3 separate regions of the Homo sapiens genome follow, and regions 2 and 3 are each linked to region 1. A link is a loop called in an ENCODE intact Hi-C map of the cell type or tissue named here. Cell type or tissue: gastrocnemius medialis. All regions are shown on one strand.

Region 1 (8,000 bases):
TTTTTATCTCTGCTCTGAACTATACATGTCCCCCATCAATCTAGAAAACAATTCCCAAAGAATTATGACATCTTTGTCCTCGCAGACGGTTCATGAGGGTTTAGGAAACACTATGTTAGCAGACGTATTCTCTGGCCCTAGTTCCTTGTGTCGTTGGTACTCACACCGCTCACATGAGTGGGGATTGACTCTCACAGCTCCTGCGTATGTGTGTGTATGGGTGTATTTGTGTGTGTATGTGTGTATGTATGTGTATGTATGTACATGTGTATGTATGTGTATGTGTGCATGTGTGTATGTGCTTGTGTATGTATGTGTATGTGTGTATTGTGTGTGCGTGTATGTGTATGTGTGCATGTATGTGCATGTGTGCATGTGTATTTGTATGTATGTGTATGTGTGCATGTGTGTATGTGCATGTGTGTGTATGTGTGTGCATGTGTGTATGTGCATGTGTGCATGTGTATTTGTGTGTATGTATGTGTATGTGTGCATGTGTGTATGTGCATGTGTGTGTATGTGTGTGCATGTGTATGTGTGCATGTGTGCATGTGTGTATGTGTGTGCATGTGTATGTGTGCATGTGTGCATGTGTATTTGTGTGCATGTGTATTTGTGTGTATGCATGTGTGTGTGTGCATGTGTGTGCGTGCGTGTGTGTGCGTGTGTGTGTATTGTGTGTGTGGGTGTGTATGTGTTTGTGTGTGTGTGTGTGTGTTTACAAACACAGAGAGGCTGAAAATGAAATGCATCCAACAGCAAGTAGACATTTGCTCAAGACCCCTTCTTTGTCATCACACTCCTCTCTGCAAAAATAGAGCCACTGGCCAGTACCCCTATTTAAGACACCCTTATAGTGAATGAACTCTACACTAGCCTCACCTTTTTACCAGAAATATAAGTAACTCATTAATAAATACCCCAGATCTGTTCAATTTTCTTTCTTTTTTTTCACCCTATTACTACAGACACAGTGTTAACAATTTTCTTATTTCTCAAGCACCTACCTGATTCTTTGCCATTCCAAACAATTAAATATTTTTATATCAACATTTGCCTTTCTTGCTCTCTTTTTAAAACTTAATACCCCGAACCCCCTTTAAAACCCTCTGTGCCTTAGTCTTGCCACACAGACGAGAAAAGCGCCAGGTTCAGAGACTGTGCAGGATAGGAACAAAGCTGTCTGCTGAACCATCTGCCTTTTCTTAGCTGTAGAAAAAGAGAGGATTTACAGGTTTAGAAGGAGATTATTTTTCACAGCTTCCAGGCTACCAATATTCTATCCTTGTTTGCAAAATTCCCCCCACAGGTTGAGCAAGTCACTGTGACCTCTACAGAGAAGAAATGCCCCTGAGATGCACTCTCATTTGGAAAGATTCTAAAAAATACAGTTTGGAACTTCCGGGTTTGCCCCAGCCATGTGCAGTCCTGTTTGTGCTTCTCTCCTCCGTGCTAGGAACCTCCACCTTGACTCCCTATTTCTAGCAAACAGAAGGACCGCTGCTGCCTTCCATGAAAGGCATTCTATATCAGAGAGGGGCACGGAGGAAAGGGAATAAAACAAAAGTGAAGTCAATTTGCATTCAGATGTTGGCATTAAGTATTAATAGGGCTTGGGGTGAGGGTAGTTTCTCTTTTATTCATGCTCAGGTTGCCATGGCTGTCTGGGTTTCCAGGGATGGCAGAGGGGGATGGTGAAAAGGAGGAAAGGGCTACTGAGCCTTCGTGGAGCTGTTCAAGGTCAGAGCCTCACCCTGTGCCCTGACACTGTGGCCCAGATGGCTGAGAGCGAGTTCAAGGAACTGAAAGATGCAGAAGTTTCCAGCACAACCAGAGAATATCTGATTGGCTTCTCTTTAACTGATAAAGACCCTTGTGCTTTAAAAACAATACCCTGGCCAGGCATGGTGGCTCATGCCAGTAATCCTAGCACTTTGGGAGGCTGAGGTGGGAGGATCACTTAAGGCCAGGAGTTTGAGACCAGCCTGCGCAACACAGTGAGACCCCCATCTCTAAAAATAATAACTAACAAAAAATAAAAAAAAACAGCAATAACCCAAGCTTAGGCTCAAGAGGGAATATCAGCAGAGAGATAGGAAAGTGAAGAGTGGTACCATGGGATGGCCCAAGTTCAGATACCCTTTGAAGGCAGGGCTGGAGACTGTGTTCGATTGGGAATGGGAGAGGCCCTGTCCTCAGCCTGTGGAGCCACTGGCCCCTGTGCTTTCTTGTTCTAATTCACAGAACCAGGAAAGAGGAGAGGGTGGGATGGGAAGGGCTGGCACCCCTGCTGCATCCACCTCTAGCCTTTGGAAGGCGATCAGGAAGCTGTGCTGATGGTACTGGACGGGCAGCTGCTGACTGAGGAAGCGATGGCTCTGTGCCCAAGGTGGGCTTTGTGACCAGGGGAAGTCCTTTCCAGAGGAAGCCCTTGAAGCCAAGTATCCTATAAGGGGAGGATTCTGTGTCTTCTTTTTCTTACTTTCCTTTTTTGAGAAAGCCTCTAGACTCGTACCACCCGAGTCACTGTTTATTTAGCGCTCTTGCAAGGCTGGCTCTTGTCACCCGTGTCTGAGCCTGTCCCTGCATTAGCCTCTTCCAGGGAAGCCTGGAAATTTCCATCACTCCTCTCTAATGCAACCCTACTCTGCCCCAGCCAGACTGCCCTGGGAATGTGTTAGCTTGACAGCAGAGAGCAGTCGTTCTCATTCTTGACTGCTCACTTGAAGCACCTGGATGGATTTTAAAAGTTCAGATGCCCAGATGATACATGGTGCAGTCAAATCAGAATCTCTAGGGGTGGATCCCAGGCTCGGGAGTTTCTAGAACTCCCCAGGGTGATTCCAATGGCTGCCAAGCTTGAGGGTCAGCATGGGGCTTCTGAGTGCATCCAGATTGCCTGGACTCGATTCTCATCTCTGCCACTGGTACTAGTCTTGGCCCAGTTATTTTCCACGTCTGCCACAGTTTCCTCATCTGTAAAATGCAAATCATAACGGTACCAATAGCATATAGCATTAGTATGAGGATTAAATAAGTTAATATGTGCTACGGGCTTGGAAAGTGGCTGGCACAGTCAGTGCTCTAAGTGTTTGCCGTGTGTGATGCCAGGGAGCACATCTTAAGAGGGACTTGGGCAAGAGGAACAGGCAGGGGACAGAACCTGAGGATGTGTCTCACGAGCAGAAGTGTAAAGACCTGGAGGTGTATTTCTCCTGGAAAGGAGGAGGCTTTGTTGAGATAGGATGGTCATCTTCAGATTCCTATCAGATGGGAAAGAAATGACGCTTGTTCTGCATGACTGTGGAGGAAAGAACAAGGATTCAGTAGCGAAGAGTTTCCAGCAGAGCCATTCATTCACTCTGCAGTGAGATGGACAGTGTCAGGAGGAGTGACTTCCCAGGCTCTGGGATGTTCTAGCAGCATTGCGTCAGTTTTTGGTGGAAAGGTTATAGGAGGAATCGGAATGGAACGGAAGGACTTTCAAGGCCTTTTCTAGCCCATGCCTTGCATGTACTGAGCAGTGCTAAATGTTAGTTGTTATGAAATGCTGTCTTGAAGTGGGCAAGGCCTGGCAGGGGATGGTGGTGGAGGCTATCATTGAGTCTAAAACTGTGTCCAAGAGAGTACTAGGCTGAGCATGGAGGCTCAAGCCTGTAATCCCAGCAATTTGGGAGGCTGAGGTGGGAGGATCGCTTGAGCCCAGGAGTTTGAGATCGCTTGGGCAACACAGTGACAGCCCATCTCTACAAAAAATAAAAAAAATTAGCCAGGTTTAGCGGGGAGCAACCGTAGCCCTGGCAACTTGGGGGAGGCTGAGGGTGGAGGATCCCTTGAACTCAGAAGTTGAAGGCTGTAGTGAGCCATGATTGCACCACGGCACTGCAGCCTAGGCAACAGAGGAAGGCCTTGTCTCAAAAAAAAAAAAAAGAAAAAAAGAGAAGACCAAGGTCAAATGAGGTGGAGTCAAACCTGTTCTCAAATTGAGGGGTGAACACGGGGGCTGGGGTTGGAACCTGGCCCGTGCAGGCATTGGAGAGGAGCCAGTTAAGACGCCTGCCTAGGCCGGGCGCGGTGGCTCACGCCTGTAATCCCAGCACTTTGGGAGGCCGAGGCGGGCGGATCAGGAGGTCAGGAGATCGAGACCATCCTGGCTAAAACGGTGAAACCCCATCTCTACTAAAAATACAAAAAATTAGGTGGGCGTGGTGGTGGGCACCTGTAGTCCCAGCTACTCGGGAGGCAGAGGCAGGAGAATGGCGTGAACCTGGGAGGCGGAACTTGCAGTGAGCCAAGATCGCGCCACTGCACTCCAGCCTGGGCGACAGAGCGAGACGCCGCTCAAAAAAAAAAAAAAGACACCTGCCTAGGGGTGAGTATCGGGCTTCTGCTGTGAGGAGGGGTCGAGATACCTACAGGCCCTCTACTGTTAGTTCTGGACACAGGATAGATGGCTGGGCTGGCTTTGTTTAAGGCATAGGGTCAAAGAAGACACTTTCTAAATCTCAAGAGCTCAGCCTTAGTAGGTTTCCACCCAGGACGTCCGTGCGCCATACCGTGCCCTGTGCCTTCTTCACTCCCTCTGGCCTCCCTCTCTGTACAGATTCCTAGCATTTTGCCTACCCTGGGGGAATTCTACCCAGCCTATTTCACTTGACTTTTCCTTTTGGCGTGGGGCAGAGACAGCACTAGTTGTGACACTATGGTATTTCACTAAAAATCAAGCCACATGTCCCTTTTACTAAGTCAGCCCCACTCTCACCCTCTAGTGTTTGCCCAGCACATGTTCAGCCACATCCCTTGTGTGAGCTTGGTGGGTGGCTTCCGCACGGCGCCTGGTCCTCATTCTGCCCCACCCCTGCTACCCTCCTCTGCAGGGCTTCAGGGTTGTGATCCTCGGTCCTACTTCTCCCTGGCTGACCTGACCCCTTCAAGCCCAGTGACCCCCTTCCCTCAGCGTCTCTGCCACTCTGCATAGCCACACCCCGTAGGAGGCTCCACCCTCCGGATGGCCATCTCGGAAATGGCTTTGTAGCCACCACCCCGTCCTTCCATGGGTCCCACTCACTCGTTCCTGCTAAGCCTCTTCTTCGCCTTTATCGCGGCCCCTGGAGCCCCTCCTTGTGTTTGGCACTGTGGACCCGTCCTGGTTGCATCTGTTCCCTCCCTCCCTCCCTTTGTGGTGAAATGATTTGGCAAAGTTCTCAAAAGCACCTCCCTTTTCTTACCCTCTTGACCTTCCCCTGTGTCTCCCTGGGCAATCCTTTCATCTACTCCTGATCCCAAAGTGCTGAATTCCACTGAAGAGATTTGTGCCCCGAAAGTAATTGGACGCCCTGCCCAGTCCTGCTGGGGACGCTCCCAGTGCCTTCAGGCATGGTCCTCTGACTCCGTTTTTAGCTCCCTATCAGATTCCCAGGACAGCTGCTCCAAATCTTTTCCACTCTCCTCCAGCCCTAACTGACCCTGCTCGTTCCCCTCTCCAGAACAGACCTCTTCACTGCATTGGCTAAGCAAACCACCCCTCCCCACTACGGAGATTGCTGACTTTTTTTTTTTTTTAATGGGGATAATTTCTCATTCTCTTTTTCTTTCATTTTGTTTTGGGGGAGAAATGTTCCTTATTCTTTCTAAGGCTAAAGCCCCCACCCTTGCTGCTAACCTTCTCTTTATTTATTTATTTATTTTTATTTTTGAGACAGGGTCTCACTGTCACCCAGGCTGGAGTGAAGTGGTGCAATCATAGCTCTCTGCAGCCTTGACCTCCCAGGCTCAAATGATCCTCCTGCCCCAGCCTCCTGAGTAGCTGGGACTACAGGCGTGAGCCACGGTGCCTGGTCTCTCTTCTTTCTCTGCGATCCTGCTCAGCTGTCACTTCTTCTCATCTTAAACCTCCTTTTCCTCTGAGCCCTGAATCTTGAGACTTTCTCTAGTTTCCTTCATCTTACAAAACAACCAGCAGCAAAGCTCTTATCTTGTTTTCCTCCTGCCTCCCTCCTTTCTCTGTCATCTTCCTCATTTTCTCAACCCCTTACCATCCGAGTTCCCCTGTCCCCATGAACTAGCCACACGGAGCTAATGTCCCTAAACTATGCCTTGCCATCTCCCCCTCCCAGGGAGGCAGCCGGCGAAGTGGAGAAAGTCCTGGCATTGGAGTCAGCCTTGCAGGGGTTCACATCTGGGCTTTGCCCCGTATGCGTTATATACTCCTGACCCTCATTTGATACATTTTTAATCTTTCCGAAGTCCAGTTCCCTCCTCTGAAAAATGGAAGCAGTGATACCTAATTTATTTGGTTGTTGTGAGTATAAATGAATTTATACTTCTAAAGTGTCCAACATACAGTTGGTGTAAAATTTTAAAAAATGATTCCCATTTATCCCTTGCTTTAGCTAATGCTGATTCCTTCATGCGGTATGCCTTTGCCTTCTTCCACGTACCTGTTGGATTTCCACCCGCCTCTCAAGGACTAGGTACTTCCTTCCCTTTTCAGCTGCTGGGCCCAAGTCCTTGAAGTTATTTTTCCCTCTGAACCTTGTTTCTCTATTGCAGCAGGTGCTGTGGTCTGCCTTGTATCAGGATCGTTGGTACATGTTTGTCTGGCCTGCATACAATCAGGAGCCTCTGGGGGCAGCGATATTGAACTCACCTTTGCATCCCTCTAGAGTACCTTTGGAGAGTCTTGCATATAACAGTTCCTCAGTGACAGCTAAATTTAAAAGAATTGCTTGCTGTGAGTATACCTTAATAATTTGAAAAACAATTCTAGCTGATTTGGTTCCCACACATGAATATACTTCCAAATCTTGTAGAGTTTACAATGAAATAGAGATTTACAATGTAAAGGTCTTCTAATGAACACCCTCAGGTCTGGCCAGATTTTGGGAGGTCCTTATGCTGCCTTGTGGACATTATTTGTCTTCAGGTTACTAAGGTCCTGTGTCGGCAAGTAGTTAAGACATTCGCTGCCTGGTGGAATTGATCACATTTCTCGTGTTAAAGGAAATGGCCAGGCTAGCAGATATCTGAGATTCCTTCCAACTTGAACGAACTATGACTCAGTGATCATGTTTAGAGTGTGATGTAATGAAGATACTCATTTGTAAAAGTGACCAAGGATGCTTCTCATGTTTGTCCTGTAATGAAAGTTCAAAAAGAAGGGTTAGGGTTAGGTTAGGGTTTAAGGTTAGGCTTGGGGGCTGTTTTCTCAAGTGCATTAGTTAATTCATTTTTTTCATGCCATCAATACTGAGCACGGACTGTGTGTGCCCAGTTTGGTGTTGGGCACTGGGAACAAGACAAGTCAAGCTCAGTCTCAGCATAACCCAGTTGGCATCTGGCACACTCTTCTTGGGAAATAGAGACAGATGCATGGAGGTGGGCCGTGGGCTGGGCGACTGCCTGGGCTTAGTGGCCAGTGTCAGAGAGGACAGTCTGGAGGGACAGTCTTCAGCAGTAGTAGCACCTGCCCCTCCTGGCAGGACCCTCCACATGGTTACTCGGGTCATGAGTCCCTGGGCTTGTCACATTATCCACAGGCCGGCTGAAATGCCTTCTGCTATACACACCACGCTTCCCTCAATTCATCTTTCAATCTGGAGGATTTACAAAGATTTATACCATTAAGAGCAAGATCTCAACAACATGCCGTATGGGGAAAACCTGTTTTGCTTCTGCCCTTATAGGTATTAGTCTGTAAGCTCTTCTGGGCAGGGACCCATTTTCTGTGTCATGGTTCTCTGTGCAAAGCTTTATTCCTTCTAAGGGCCAGGGTTTCACATGTTTGGGTCTATTCCTCTATCCAGGATTAACATGGAGGAACCATTGACCAATGGTAATTTACATTTTATATTGAGGCACGTGGGTCTGAGTCCTATCTTATATCCCCTAAGAAAACCTAAAGACAGGAGGAGTTGAGGACGCCAGTTTTTCTTAGCGTTGAGCCTGCGTCTTGCTGAGGAGCACCTGGGCTGAGATGCGCTCATCTTCCTCACAGCCTG
Region 2 (8,000 bases), 130 kb before region 1:
TCTGGCCAACATGGTGAAACCCCATCTCTACTAAAAATACAAAAGATTGGCCAGGCATGGTGGTGGGTGCCTGTAATCCCAGCTACTTGGGAGGCTGAGGCAGAAGAATCGCTTGAACCCGGGAGGCAGAGGTTGCAGTGAGCTGAGATTGTGCCACTGCACTCCAGCCTGGGCAACGAGAGCGAAACTCCGTCTCAAAAACAACAACCACCACCACCAAAAAAAACCATGGTTACAACGGCAAATGTTGTTATATATATTTCGCCACAATAAAATAGTTTTTTAGAAAGGACAAAGTAAAAATACAAATAGAGGTTATAATATTTTCTTCTCACACTCCAGTGGGTCACCCTGCATGCTATGGGGCAAGGAGATGAGAAGTTTCCAAAGCCAAACCCAAAATTAATGAATCGGATGTGGGGTAGAGGGAATACTGCAGAAGATAAAAATGTCTGAGGCTTGGTAATGCCTAAAACTGAAAAAGAATCTTATTTTTAGGTCTAAAGGAAGGAGGACGCTTTTCTGTAACCTTTCCGCAGAGCTAAATACAGACCATCTGGAAGGTCTCAGCATCCCTCACACCACAGACCCAGAGACCTGAGCCACCTGAATCGCTGCACAAACACCAGGAGAGCCCTCAGCACTCCTAGTCCCAAGCACTCGTTATTAGCACACTTGCTCCCTCACTGCAAGGGCCCAGGTAGTGCCTTACAAAACATACCGTGCGCTTTTTCAGTCGCTTTATGGTCTCAGGTAAGACCCAAGTCCAACTTAAAATACTCCTTTTCAAAGCTGTTTTCAAAGTCATTTTCATCACTTTTCCCTCCTCTGGCTCAAGAGCATCAATCATGGTGAAAAGTGACAGGAAATAATAAAAAGATTAACAGCTCAACATCAAGAAGGACCTACACTGCCCGTGCTGAAAGTGTCAAATATGAGGCTGGCTGAGGACCAAGGTAATCAAAAGTAGAATAGACATGAGTTTGAGGGCTACGCTGACATTTCAGGAGGCAGAAAGTCCTGTTAAACACAGCCATGACAAAGCAAAGGGCCGCCACTGTAGAACAATGTATTTCTGTACCAGCATGCAATACTTAAATTTCCTGTTTGTGATCACAGAATTTCACTGTAAAAATAGGCTTCCACAGATTGATAAATATTTTGATTTTAAATGAGAGCATTTTTCAATTAAAATGTAAGATCTCAGCTTTATAATAAAAGTTAAAATTAAGATATGCTGGACTCTCAGAGCCATCTCAACTTGTCTTTTCTATATAGATTTGTGATGCAGAAATATGAATCAGCTGCCCCTTTCCTTCAGCAATTCCACTGAAACTCGTGACTATACTGCACTGGGAAGGACAAACATATTCTAGAACTGCAATATAAAATAGTTGATTCATACCTTTCAAATTGCTAGAGTGACTGTACCTTATTTTTTAAACAACTTTTTTAAAAAAATTGAGATGTGGTCTCACTGTGTTGACCAGGCTGGTCTCGAACTCCTGGCCTCAAGTGATCCTTCCATTTCGGCCTCCAAAAGTGCTGGGATTATAGGCGTAAGCCTTCATGCCCGGCCTTATTAAAAATAACTATGACTTCCAAATCAAGCCTTTAGAGAGAACTCTCATTTGAAATACCGTATGTCTATGCTATTGTAGTACAAAGTATTCACATATCTGTGTAAAGACTGCTTGTAAACAGATTCCAGTAAGTTTTATGGAATGGAGTGGGAGGCAAGGTTGTGAATATGTAGGTATCATACAGCATAAACAATCTCCTGAGTTCTTAACAAAGCTCTAGATTGCCTATGCTGGGTATGGTTCTACCATTGAGAACTCTTCCACTAATTCAGTCCTATCACAAAAACTTGGTTTTTAAAAGATGAGCCCTCCAAATACAGAGAAATGTGCATCATGAATATTCTTGTTTAAAAGTGTTCCATTTTAGGCCGGGCACGGTGGCTCACACCTGTAATCCAAGCAGCACTTTGGGAGGCCGAGATGGGCAGATCATTTGAGGTCAGGGGTTCAGGACCAACCCGGCCAACATAGGGAAACCCACGTCTCTACTAAAAATACAAAAATTAGCTGGGTGTGGTGGTGCATGCCTGTAGTTCCAGGTACTCAGGAGGCTGAGGCAGGAGAATTGCGTGAACCCAGAAGGCAGACATTGCAGTGAGCCGAGATCGCGCCACTGCACCCCAGCCTGGGTGACAGAGCAAGGCTCCGTCTCAAAAATAAATAAATAAATAAATAAATAAATAAATAAATAAAAGTGTTCCCTTTTAGTTCCAACACTGATATTGCTTCAAAACTCTTCTCTCAAGGCCTTCCAGCATGCTATATTTAAAAAGTTGCCAAACTGGTTTTAACACATCTTTTCAAGACTGATAAGCAAAAGTTTACTGAAGCAGTTTTGGATAAGAGAAACTCAGAATTATTCTATAAGTTTCCTCAAATCTAGCAGCACTTTTTAAATGGAGGGTTGCTAAATAAGCTATAAATTCCCAAAGCCATGAGACATATACATAGGGAAGGCATTTCTCCTTTGGTAAAACACAAACCATACCTTCTTTGGAACTGTAGCTCACATCCTGTTGGACTGACTGCCTTCAAACCTGTTTTGTAGGTATTATGAACAACTGAGTGCAAACAGTAAGTGGTTGTGAAAATAAATTTTCTAATGTGAAAAAAAAAAAAAGAATGAACTGTTAATACAGTTTGGGTTGACTAAGAACTTCAGCAAATGGCAATAATGTTTCCAATCTTTCTTGTGAATCTTAAGTAAGATTTATTCAACTTTCAAAATTCTTTCATTTAACGATGTGGTCATTTACCTGATAACAGATGTAAAGATCCCTGCCCATGTGGATTTTTTTGGCCACTGATATCCATATTTTCGTATATAATAATAAGCTGTCTTTCACTAGGAAAACAATGGCAAATATCACCTACTTTCAGTGTCTGTCAAGAGAATATTTTCATACAGTATAGAAAAACAAAGTGGAAACTCTAGGAAATTGTGTAAATTAAAATCTGTAAATTCACAGTTGACTGGATGTCTCCTCTCATTGTATACTCACAGGTTCAAGAAAACTTGAACATCTGTATCAAGATGCTAGCACTAGGCTGGACCTGGTGGCTCACACCTGTAATCCCAGCACTTTGGGAGGCTGAGGCAGTTGAATCCTTTGAGGTCAGGTGTCTGAGACCAGTTTGGCCAACATGGTGAAACCCCATCTCTACTAAAAGTACAAAAATTAGCTGGGCATGGTGGCGGGCACCTGTAGTCCCAGCTACTCAGGTGGCTGAGGCAGGAGAATTGCTTGAACCTGGGAGGTGGAGGTTGCAGTGAGCCGAGATCACGCCACTGCACTCTAGCCTGGGCGACACAGCAAGACTCTGTCTCAAAAACAAACAACAACAAAACAAGATGCTAGCACTACTTCTGGCTTTTTTTTTTTTAAGACCTTGGCCTCCCAAAGTGCTGGCATTACAGGTGTGAGCCACCGCACCCAGTCTTTTTTTTTCGAGACGGAGTCTTGCTCTGTCACCCAGGCTGGAGTGCAGTGGTGCAATCTCAGCTCACTGCAACCTCCACTTACCGGGTTCAAGTGATTATCCTGCCTCAGCCTCCCCAGTAGCTGGGGTTACAGGTACACACCACCACTCCCGACTCATTTTTGTGTTTTTAGTAGAGATGGGTTTTCACCATGTTGGGCAGGCAGGTCTCGAACTCCTGACCTCGTCATCTGCCAGCCTTGGCCTCCCAAAGTGCTGGGATTACAGGCATGAGCCACTGCACCTGGCCTATTTCTGGCTTCTTAAAGCCATCTCAAGCACCAGATTGTCTTTTTCCTCTGTACTGATTAAAATTAGTTACTGTGAAAGGACAGACTCAGGCAAGCCTGTCCTACAAGAAAAACATTCTATGTGCCTTCTCTTAGGATAGAATACAAATGCTGTGTTTGCACATAAAACTATTTTCTTTCATGTATAGTTTTTTTTTAATAACTCTGGGTTTCATTTTCTGACATTTTTAGAATACTTCCTTATATTCTAAATGGATTTTTAAAAACCTAGATTCTCCCGCACAACAATGTGAATACACTTAACACTACTGAACTGTGTGCTTAAAAATGGTTCAGATGGTAAATTATTTTATTTTATTTTATTTTTTGAGATGGAGTCACGCTCTGTCGCCCAGGCTGGAGTACAGTGGCATGATCTTGTCTCACTGTGACCTCTGCTTCCCGGCTTCAAGCCATAATAATAAATTTTACATGTATACTTTCCCACAATTAAAAAAACCCCACTAGACTCTATCAACTTCCACTGTTTATTGGGTAGGGGTGGAGCAATAACAAAATGACCCACCCTTGGCTTCAACAGTTAGAGACTTAGAAAAATGGACAGCTTGAATTCTGTGTATGTGATGCTGGAGTCGGGTATGGGGTGTGGGGTGTGGTGTGATCCTACCCCTCAAACCCTCCACCATCAATTTTAAACATTCATTTCCGCCTGCTCATTCACCAGGCATGTAATAATATAGACAGGTGAATTCGTCTCTTTACAGCTTATAAACCAAATGGGAAAATGAAGAGCAAATGATAATTGTAGGCAGATCATCAGCATCAAACTAATTCAAAGCTGGCTGTGACAACGTGTGTAACTGCTGCTCCACAGGACAGACATTTGTCTTCTGACAATAAAGAAAGAAACATATACCTAGAGAGCCAGGTATTCCTTGAGAAAGGTGTTCATACTCATCACCTTTTAGAAATCCCCCTCCAAGTTTCTGACAATCCATCTATCTCTAAACTAGAAACATTTGTGGGTTTGGAGCCTGCAGCCTGCCTGGCCTTACCTCTGACTACTCAGCTCCCTTGAAGAGGATCAGCCAGCCTACTCCTGAGAGTACTGCCAAATACCACACCCTGGGTCTGTGTATCCAAAGGTACAGGAAGTGGTCTGTCCAATGCCTGGGTGATTGCATCATTCCAACAAGCTTCAATGTACAAAGTTTGAGTCACTCTCCACTCTCCACATAGCTCTTCAACCCAAATCTCCTTCCAGCCTAGCAGCAGGGCAGAGGACTTCTGACACATCCCTCCACTCTTTCAGACCAGTGCTAAATTTGGAAAGCAGCAGGTCATCTGGATAAAAACAACTTTGAGCACCACTATCAATGACCGTCCATCATATACAAAAGCAAAAGGACAGGTTGAAACGAACTCATAAAAAGTTTGAGCTCTTTCTCTCCCTGGGAGAGACATAGGAGGTCTCACGGGAAGGTCTCAGGCTCTACAACAAACTAGCTAAGAAACTGGTTCCCCAAAATGATCCATACCGGAGTGACCTGTAAAGCTTATTAAAAATACAGACTGGCTGGGCACGGTGGCTCATGCCCATAATCCTGGCACTTTGGGAGGCCCAGGCGGGTGGATCACTTGAGGTCAAGAGACGGAGACCAGCCTGGCCAACGTGGCGAAACCTTGTCTCTACTAAATATACAAAACTTAGCTGGGCATGGTGGCACGCGCCTGTAGTCCCAGCTACTCGGGAGGCTGAGGCAGGAGAATCACTTGAACCCAGGAGGTGGAGGTTGCAGTGAGCCGAGATCGCGCCACTGCACTCCAGTCTGGTGATAGAGCGAGACTCTGTCTCAAAAAAAAAAAAAAAAAAAAAATGGACTGCTGGCCCAGGAGATTCTGGTGCAACAACTATGTGGTGCGGCCTCTTAATCTGATGAGGCAGGTTAGGGAGCCGCTGGGTTAAAGCACTTGGTTGGAACAGTGCTGAGTCAGCGTATCGGTTCTAACTAAAGCCAAGGAATGACTAACTTACACTCTATGAGGAAGGAGGACAATCTGCAAAATTACATATATATGTAATTTTATTAATACATTTACATTTATTAATGTTAATTTATATATAAATATATATTAAAAAATTTTTTTTGACAGAGTCTCATTCTGTCACCCAGGTCTGGTCTCGAACTCGTGGCCTCAACTGATCCATCCGCCTCAGTCTCCCAAAGTGCTGGGATTACAAGCATATCACTGCTCCCGGCCTGCAAAATTATATTTTGAGGCAAGTTCTAATTGTGAATGTTCCCTAAAACTAGTCCTTTGCCACCAAATTCAAATTTAGGTGCTCATTCACACGTGTGAATGATAATCACCTCTATATAGATGACTCACAGCTCTAGTTTCAGCCCTGACCCATCGATTGCCCCTAACTCACCTAAACCCAGCTACCCCTCCTAGCCTTAAATGCAAATCAACCCTTCAACCTACCTTGAACACTGGCTTCCTGTTCTCATTTCTGTTGATAGTCCCACCTCTCAAGGTCTCTCTGGATTTAAATCCTCTGTCATCTTGGACTCTTCAATCTCCTGCCTTCCACATCTAAACACTATAAAATGATGACAATTTTTCTTTCATAACAACTCACAAAGCATTGTGTTCCAAGCAATTCCCATTGATACTATCCTTGTCCAGGTCCCCTTGGTTCCCTGCAATAGCCATTCATGGCCCCTAAACTCCCACTCCAATCGGACCTATAAGATTAACTTTCCCCAAATCCAACTTTGACCATGTATTTCCCCTGCTCAAAATCCTTTCATAATTCCCTATTACCTGCATATAAGGGCCTAACACTATAATCTATCATTAAATGACAGATTTCATACATGATCCATCTCTTCTAGCAAAGCTGACCTATTCAAATTCCCCAAAGGTGTCGTGCAAATTGCTGCCTCTTGGCTTATCTCACTAGGCTTATGCCACTAGGAATGCCTCTCTCTCACTAGGTATAAAATCATGTACAGCCTTTAAGGCCTAAGTTCAAGTCCTACCATCTCCCTTTGAAGCACTTCCTGATGGCTGCCACCTAACAGCCACCCTCCCAGAACACACCCAGCACCCCGCAACATCTGAACCTTTCTTCCTTCCCCTCTCCCTTCCCTCGTTCCCTCTGCGTTCTACTTTTGACAAAGCTAAACTTGGTTCCTAGTACTCCACACAGTCCTCTTGGCCCAGCCTGCTTTGCTCTCTGGCCTTTCTGGAAGTTCCTGGGCACTTTTTGTCTGACACTTCATTGACAGTCACTCATACAGTGGCTTCCCGGCAATGTTTCCTCAAAAAGAGCAAATCTCTTATACAGAAGCAGTACAGGTTTATTACCAACATTTTAGAGAATAAATAGAAGAAGAAAAAACTTTAAAAAAACTCTTATTATTCCACTTCTCAACTCATGGAAACTTTCTTTTTTTTTTTGAGACAGAGTCTCGCTCTTTCGCCCAGGCTGGAGCGCAGTGGCACTAGCTTGGCTCACTGCAAGCTCCGCCTCCTGGGTTCATGCCATTCTCCTGCCTCAGCCTCCCCAGTAGCTGAGACTACAGGTGCCCGCCACCGTGCCCGGCTAATTTTTTGTATTTTTAGTAGAGACGGGGTTTCACCGTGTTAGCCAGGATGGTCTCGATCTCCTGACCTCGTGATCCGCCCGCCTTGGCCTCCCAAAGTGCTGGGATTACATGCGTGAGCCACCGCGCCTGGCCAACTCATGGAAACTTTCGTAAGTGAATCCATCATCTCTTTTTATGCACATTTTTTTTCACTTTTTTTTTTCTTGAGGCAGGGTCTGGCTCTGTTGCCCAGGCTGCAGTGCAGTGGTGCAATCTCCGCTCACTGCAACCTCCGCCTCCCAGGTTCAAGTGATCCTCCTGTCTCAGCCTCCAGAGTATCTGGGATTACAGGCTTGCGCCACCACCCTGGGCTAATTTTTGTATTTTTAGTAGAGAGACAAGGTTTCACCATGTTGGCCAGGCTGGTCTCCAACTCCTGAGCTCAAGTGATCCACCCACCTCAACCTCCCAGAGTGCTGGGATTATAGGCGTGAGCCACTGTGCCTGGCCTTACTGGTGTTTTTATTTAACTCTTCAACAGTTAAACTTCTTGGCCGGGTGCGGTGGCTCACGCCTGTCATCCCAGCACT
Region 3 (8,000 bases), 100 kb after region 1:
ATGCTAAGCCAAGATTTGAAAAAATAACTAAAATTATTCAATCATATTACTCTCATAGAATATTAACATTACATATAAAGCTTTTTTTTTTTTTGAGATGGAGTCTCACTCTGTCGCTCAGGCTGGAGTGCAGTGGCGCAATCTCGGCTCACTGCAAGCTCCGCCTCCCGGGTTCATGCCATTCTCCCGCCTCAGCCTCCTGAGTAGCTGGGACTACAGGTGCCCACCACCACGCCTGGCTAATTTTGGTATTTTTAGTAGAGACGGGGTTTCACTGTGTTAGCCAGGATGGTCTCGATCTCCTGACGTCGTGATCCACCCGCCTTGGCCTCCCAAAGTGCTGGGATTACAGGCATGAGTCACTGTGCCCAGCCTCATATAAAGCTTTTTATATGGTTGATAAATAAAATATTTTAAATTATTAAAATATTTTCTTTAAATTTTTGTTCTTATATTTCCTAATGTTTCTAAAAATTATATAGAGGCAATCATATGAAATTTATAAACAAAGCAGTATTAATGCACTAGTACCACTTGAATTTTTTCCCCCTGACAAAAATGTTTGAAGGCCACTGCTCAATTTTATAAATATTGTTTTTTTTTTTTGTCATTGTCATTCTGCTAGTCAGAATACTTTAAATTTGCTAAGTGCTTATTTCTGCTACCTTTCTGGAATGAAGATTGTTGCTCTAATTAGATGTTTGCTTCTTGTTTTTTCTTTATATATATTACACATATATGTAGTTTGCCTTATTTTCTAAACTTCAAATTTCAGCTCCTTCTTGGGGTATAGCCTTGTTTCTAACTGATTAATTTCCCCCCACTTCAACTTTTCAGTCTTTTCCATTTTCTTTTTTTTTTTTTTTTTGAGACAGAGCATCACTTTGTCACCCAGGCTGGAGTTAAATGGCGCTATCTTGGCTCACTGAAACTTCTGCCTCCTGGGTTCAGGTGGTTCTCGTGCCTCAACCACCTGAGTAGCTGGGACTACAGGTGTGTGCTACAGCGCCCATCTAATTTTTGTATTTTTTTAAGTTGAAATGAGGTTTCACCACATTGTCCAGGTTGGTCTCGAACTCCTGACCTCAAGTGATCTGCCCGCCTTGGCCTCCCAAAGTGCTGGGATTACAGGCGTGAGACATGGTGCCTGGTCTTTTTTTTCTTCTTTCTGTCCAATTTGTGTGTTAGGTTCAGGGAGTACATATGCAGGTTGGTTACTGGGTAAATTGCATGTCACAGAGGTTTAGTGTACAGATTATTTTGTCACCCACATAATGAACATAGTACTAGATAGGTAGTTTTTTGATCCTGACCCTTCTCCCAGCCTCTACTCTCAAGCAGTCCCTCCCTCCCTTCCTCCCTCCCTCCCTTCCTTCCTTCCTTTCTTTCTATCTTTTTGTCTGTCTTTTTGGAGTCTCGCTCTGTTGTCCAGGCTGGAGTGCAGTGGCGTGATCTCGGCTCACTGCACCCTCCCCTTCCCAGGTTCAAGCGATTCTCCTGCCTCAGCCGCCCAAGTAGCTGGGACTATAGGTGCCAGCCACCACGCCTGGCTAATTTTTTGTATTTTTAGTGGAGACGGGGTTTCACCGTGTTAGCCAGGATGGTCTCCATCTCCTGGCCTCGTGATCCGCCCACCTTGGCCTCCCAAAGTGCTGGGATTACTGGCGTGACAGGGTCTGGCTCTATCACCCAGGCTGGAGTACAGTGGCTCAATCTCAGCTCACTGTATCCTTGACCTCCTAGGATCAGTTGATCCTCCCACCTCAGCCTCCGGAGTAGCTGGGATTACAGGCACGTGCCCCCATGCCTGGCTAATTTTTGTGTTTTTTGTAGAGACAGGGTTTCACCGTATTGCCCAGGCTGGTCTCAAACTCCCAAGCTCAAGCGATCCACCCGCCTCGGCTTCCCAAGGAACTGGGATTACAGGCATGAGCCACCACACCCGGCCTCCTTTTTCTTTCACAATATTCCTTTTAAACAATGCAAAACTTGTGTTTTGCATTCTACTTTAAGCATGCCGGGTCGTCTCCTGCCGGGTGGGGAGCCCCCTCTGTCTTCCCTTCTGTGCTCCCACTTTCTGCCTTACCCCGCTGGGTTGCTGGCTTCAGACCTCTCTCCTTCTCTCTTTTCCCTTTCTCTTCTCTCTCCTCTGTCCATTATTCCCACTCCCCTCCGGAACACAATCCAATCTCTCAGGAGTATCTGCGGTGGGAGGAGCATCACAGGGAAGTAGCTGGGACTCATTGATCCAATCTCTCAGGAGTATCTGTGGTGAGAGGAGCATCACGGAGAAGTAGCTGGGACTCACTGATTTCTGCTTCCCTGGTTGGGGCAGTGATGCCCAGCCGGGCGCATAAAACAAAACTGGGCCTCCCGGCTCCCAGCACCACTGGTCAATGGCAGCACTGTGGCCCTAAGCCCCACCCTCAGGCCTTGCTGGGTCCAGCCATCCTGAGCTCAGTGCTCTCACGCTTTTCCCGAGAGATCGTGGAGACCAGTAGGAAATAGCAGAGAAAAACTGAAGTTATTAGTTACGTATGGGAAAATTCGTAGCTGTCTTGTGGGAGGCAGATAATGAGGGACATTTGGATCTTCCAATGTGGGGTCTAAACTTTGTAAATCTCAGGCAAGGCATTGGCTTAGTGGATTAAAATGGAAACCTAAAGGCACCTTGTTACCACGCTGTTTGCTGTAGGGCAGAAAGCAGCGTGCGTCAGGCCAGCTCTGGGTCTCTGCCAAAGGGTTTCATTTCCTGAACCACTAAAACCATTTCCCTTTGAGGGCTGCCCTGTGCCCCAAGCCCCAGCACAGAGCTACAAACAGAGGCTCCAAGGCCAGTGCCCCTCTGGCCACACCTGCCAGTGGAGAATCTGTCCCCATTAGGGGCTTCCTGTGCCCTGCCACAGAGCATCCCCCATTCGCCTGTACAGTCCCTTTCCCCATCTACAGCCTTATGACACTGCCTATCAGCGTCCACAGTCACTGTGTGTGCCGGGGTGGCTGGCTGCAGTGAGAGGCCTGCAGGGGCCCACAGCCATCTGGAGTAGAGGCCAGGTCCTTGGACCTACTTGGAGGAGCCACATTTGGTGGTGTGTCCTTTTGGGATTGTCATCCCTCAGTCTCAGGAGCATGGACGGTCTGACTCACTGCCTGCAGCACACCACGTGGGTAATCTGAGTGCCCGCCGGGCGGGTAGCTGCAGCCCCTGAGCCAGGGCTGCTCTGTTTTTATTCAACTGTTAACACGTCTCAGCTCTTCTTCAATATCAAAATGTTTTCCCATGAACACCGAGTGTAGCATTTTCCCTGTCTTATCGGCCCTAGCAACCAGGAGCCTGGTTTCCAGGAAAGCAGCCACTCGATCCAACCTGGAGAGATCCATTCCCACTCCACTGTTAAGAGCTGGGGCATAAATGCCCAGCAACTGCCGTGGCATTTATGCCCCAGCTCTCAACAGCAGAGTGCGTTTTTTTTTTGTTTTTTTTTTGTTTGTTTGTTTGTTTTTTAGCGGTGGCCACATGATGTCATTCCTAACTGGCCAGCCTTCCTTCTCCCCCGACTCAATGCAGCCCTCATGTCCTCGCAGTCCAGATGCTGGTTTGCAGAATGCTGGGAACACTTTGGGCTCTTTTGTAGGGGGTCAATTTTCTTTGGGTCTCAAAATATCCCTAGTCCCCTAATCCCGTTCCTGGGTTGAGAATGAGTGGTTTGGGCTCCAGAAATGCACACCTGATTGCTGAGAAGCTCTGGCTGGGCTTGCTGGGTAGCCCCAAGAAAGACTTTTTTCTTCCAAGGCGTTCCCTCCTCCCTGCTGTGAAATGGAACACCTTTTGTCTGAATCCCACTTCCTTCGGTGCTGACATGCAACTGTTAGGTGTTTCCCATGCCTGGCAATCACCCTAAGCGCGAAGCTTGGGGGTGCTTTGGTGATCCATGAAAAGGCTGGCAGGCATGTCTTGTGATAGGAAGAGGTTCTGTTTATAACCATATATGTCTCCCCAAGAGAGCTGATAAATAATGTGCTCACTCTGGCAGGGTTGTCTTTCCATAGCTGCCCAGGGGCCCTTTGGCCCCCACTGGCTGCTTCTCCTATTTCAATTTCCATGTCCTCTCGGTTTTGTAACTCAAGGAGCGCCCCTGGCTTAGGAACAGCTGACAACTCCACAGCTCCCAGCAGTGGCACCTGGAGAAGGGGCGGATGGGCACTGACTTGTGGGCGTGCTCTGGGGCACCCTGTCCCCGGCTGTCATGAGTCATTTGCAAGGTGAGCCAGGATGTAAGCTGTGAGGGTGGAGAACGTTTGGTGCAGACCCAGGGCATCTGGCAGGGCCGTGTGGGTGAGTTGTGAGATGGGGAAGAGCATTGCTCCCAGGAGAATCCCACAGACAGCCCTGCCACCACATCCTGATTTTCCATCTCCATCCCTCCACAGAGATGGGGCCAGCCGCACATTTGGGGGCCATTCCCGGCTAGACTCCACTCACATTGCTGAATCAGAGAGCTCAAAGGACCTTCAAAAACCCATCAAACCCAAGCTTTTTATGTTGCAAATGAGGAAACTGAAGCCCAGAGAAAGAGTAATTGTCCCAAATCAGTGTAGGAACCTAACTCCTGTCAGAGCTGTCCCTCCACAGCAGGAGAACTCAGGGGCTGCCCCCACCCCGCGTGTCCTGAGCCTCCACACCTGCAACAGCGGGAGGCGAGCACAGGCTGGTACAGGTGCTGAGGGTGAGTGGGGCGATCAACTGGAGGCAACAGAAGTCATCAGTTTCATCATCATGGTGGGTCCCTGTCCTCTCTTGCTCTGCTGACCCCTCCTGCTGCACTTCCCTGGCCCCTTCCAAAAGCAGTGGCTTTTCCTTCTGGGTTGATGTAAATCCTTCGCTGCTTTAGCCCCAGGAGAGGGACCAGCTGATCCAAGCTAGGGTGGCTGTGAAGAACACAGTGGGGCTGCTCCTGCCTCCAGCTGCCCTGTCATGATGGAGCACCTGGGGTGCAGGGAGCAAAGGGCCGTCCCAGCACAGCCTGCCATCTCCAGGGTGGCTGGCGATGGCTGTGCACGACCATGGCCAAGAAGCTGTTAGGCTCTGATGATCCCGTCACTGAGCGTAGGAGTGGGAATTTCTGAGAAAGCCCCTAAAGGTGGCAGCATGGACAAAAGCTTCTCCCTAGCTTCAAGGGGCATCTTTCCTCAGAGCTGTGGAATGCCACGCATCTGTTTATCTCCCCAGAGTGCCTGCCTGCCGACTGTCTACCTCTGATTTCTCCGTGGGCTCAGCATGCCATTGGCATTTAATCCATTTGAAAAAATAGTAACGTCCAAGCCACCGACCTTCACATAAAGGCCTTGGAGACCCCTGCCAGTGTGTCTTCTATGTGGGGACTGATTGATCCCTGCCAGATAGCCCAGTTGGAAAGGGTAAAAAGAAACAGGACCCCAGTGCCAGGAGCAAGGGACCCGTGGGCCACCGAGCAGGTAGTGGAGTTTGCCCTGCACTCGGCCAGGACTCAGAGGTCACAATAACATGGAACTGGGCCAGGGACTTTGCCGGAGGTGATTAGATGTTTGGCATTTCTGAACCAAAGGCCATGACTTTTGCTCCCACATTTCTGATTCTGTGAACAGGCTGTGCCTCCCCCCAGATTGCCAGGGTTTCTGTCCTCTTCCTGCCAAGGAGTGTCAGGTGTGCTGGTGGATTGGACATTTCAAACCCAAGCATCAGGCTGAAGCTGGGGCCCTCTGTCCCCCTCTGTCTCTTGTCTGTCCCTCAAAGAATCTGTTCCACCATTGTTTGGCCAAGACTTCCCTGTCTGGTGGTTAAGAACTGAGGGACTGGGGTTTTCCAGCCAGTCTGCATCTGTGAGGTTTGTCTTCTTCCTTTTTCTAAAAACTGTGAGGCCTGGTCAGTGGAGTCTAGGCAAAATGCTCTTTTCAGCTAGCACTCTCTCTTTCTCTCTCTCTCTCTCTGCCGCCTTCTTCTTCTTCTTTCTCTCTCTCTGCCTCCTCCTCCTCCCCCTCCTCCTCCTTTTCTTCTTCTTCTTCCTTCTCTTTTTTCTTCCTCCTCTTTTCTTCTTCACAAGCTGTCTATAACTTACTTAATCTCCCCACTGAGCCGATTTTAAAAAAGAATATTTTGTAGAGATGGAGTCTTGCTGTGTGGAACAGGCTGATCTTAAACTCCTGGTCTCAAGGGATCTTCCTACCTCAGCCTCCCAAATTGCTGGGATTACAGGTGTGAGCTACTGTGCCTGGCTTGAACTGATTAAGTTCGGGTAGTTGAGATTTGGAGAGAATAAGGAAGTGGCCAGGGGTGGTGGCTGGCAGGTGGACAAGCCCAGGTGTGATTTCCAGGACTTGATGCTGACACCTGTGGAGGAAGGCTCACCATGAGACGAATGCTGCGAGGATGCTGGATGCACTTCTTCCCTTTTTATCTCTCCAGCGGCCCCGTGAGGAGGTAGCCATTGCTATCCCTGTTTTAGATGATGAAATTGAGGCTCAGAGAAGTTAAGTACCTTCCAAAATCGTCAGGTGGGTTTCTGAGCCATTGTTATAGCAGCAAAAGATATTTTCAGGCATCCTGGACATTGTGGATGACTGGATTGTTAGAGTGACCGTCCGTTCAGGTTGGTCCTCAGCCTTGGGCAAGCCTGGAGGGCTGGTCACCCCATTAGGTGCCCCTTCATGTCTTCCTCTTCTTTTCCCACTGTGAACCTATTGCTTTGATCTTCACAGCAATGCGCTGTTATTTGAGTGGTACCCTTGGGAAATGTAGACAGAGCTCTGGGAGCAGAGGGCAGAACCCAAATCCAGGAGTTGTGAGGATTACAGGAGCAAAATTCTTTGCACAGTGCTGGGAAGGCACGAATGCTCAGTACGTGGTGGTTCTTGTTAGTAGCACAATATGGTCTGGAGGGTGGAAGAAAAGAGGGAAACTGGGAGCAACTGCAGAATTAGGCATCAGGTGCCATGGAAGCAGAATGGCTCCATTTGTTGAGCTCCTGTTCAGGGCGGGCATTCTTTCACTTTCCTGGCTGGCATCCTCATGGCTGTGACTAGGTCTGGGAGGCAGGATGGAGGCCACAGTTTCCAGGTGAGGACAGCCAGGCACCTGCCCAAGCCAGGATGGGGTGGAGCAAGAATATGAATTCACCTTGGTCAGACTCCAAAGCGCTGATTTTAATATTGAAACCCAGCTGTCTTTTGGGGGAAAGGGGATGGGGAAAAGACACAGTCAGGAGGGACTCTGAAAGAACACAAGGCAGGGAGGCAGGAAGAAGCAGAGGGAGAAGATGGAGTCTCTGTGGGAACTGGGGAGTGTGAAGGGGTTTCCAGCCAGAGTTTTAAAGAATGGCCTCAGTGCACTGAGCATTCCTATGTGCAAGGCATATCTCTGTGGTTTCACACATATCAACAGTTTCAAGCCTCCCCCCAAATCCTATGAGGTTGGTAGTATTGTCATCATCACCACACCATCATCATCACCATCATCACCACCATCATCACCATCACCATCATCATCACCACACCATCATCATCACCACACCATCATCATCACCATCATCACCACCATCACCATCATCACCATCACCATCATCACCATCATCGTCACCACCACCATCATCACCACCATCATCACCATCACCACCACCACAACTATCGTCATCATCACCACCACCATCACCACCATCATCATCACCACCATCATCACCACCATCATCATCACCATCATCACCACAAATATCAACACCACACCATCATCATCATCATCACCACTATCATTATCACCATCATCTCCATCTTACAAATGAGGAAAGTGAGGCACAGAGGGGTAAAGAAACTTGTCCAAGATCACACAGCTACTAAGTGATGCAGCTGGATTCAAATTTGTCTTACGGTTAAGTAAGGATGAAAGGACCTTCTCCTTCTCCTTCTCCCTCTTCCCCCTCCTCCCCCGTCATCATGTCCTCTTCCTCCTCCTCCTCCTTTTAAAAAGATAG

The links. A loop is a pair of places that touch in the nucleus more often than their neighbours do. Peaks named below come from ENCODE experiments on the same cell type or tissue, not always from the same donor. Only the 100,000 strongest peaks of a DNase experiment are listed, where the experiment ranks them.
Region 2: it touches region 1 in a loop (3-fold over the local background); 8 of 110 quality-filtered maps call a loop at or near these places.
Region 3: a loop joins it to region 1, with 4 times the contacts of the local background. A loop is called at or near these places in 5 of 110 quality-filtered maps.

Annotation. Positions count from the first base shown.
Region 1 is chr6:6,925,024-6,933,023 of GRCh38, reverse strand. No RefSeq gene overlaps it. Among named protein-coding and RNA genes, the nearest start is that of LINC03055, 43 kb to the right of the region's middle. In gastrocnemius medialis, a CTCF peak has its summit at 4,774; DNase peaks (open chromatin) are centred at 4,913, 5,423 and 7,413; H3K4me3 peaks cover 851 bases; H3K27ac peaks cover 6,615 bases.
Region 2 is chr6:7,055,573-7,063,572 of GRCh38, reverse strand. No RefSeq gene overlaps it. Among named protein-coding and RNA genes, the nearest start is that of RREB1, 48 kb to the left of the region's middle. In gastrocnemius medialis, no CTCF peak of the experiment used is centred here; DNase peaks (open chromatin) are centred at 4,992, 5,439 and 5,775; H3K27ac peaks cover 5,085 bases.
Region 3 is chr6:6,821,558-6,829,557 of GRCh38, reverse strand. No RefSeq gene overlaps it. Among named protein-coding and RNA genes, the nearest start is that of LINC03055, 60 kb to the left of the region's middle. In gastrocnemius medialis, no CTCF peak of the experiment used is centred here; DNase peaks (open chromatin) are centred at 3,087 and 4,217; H3K4me3 peaks cover 1,011 bases; H3K27ac peaks cover 6,042 bases.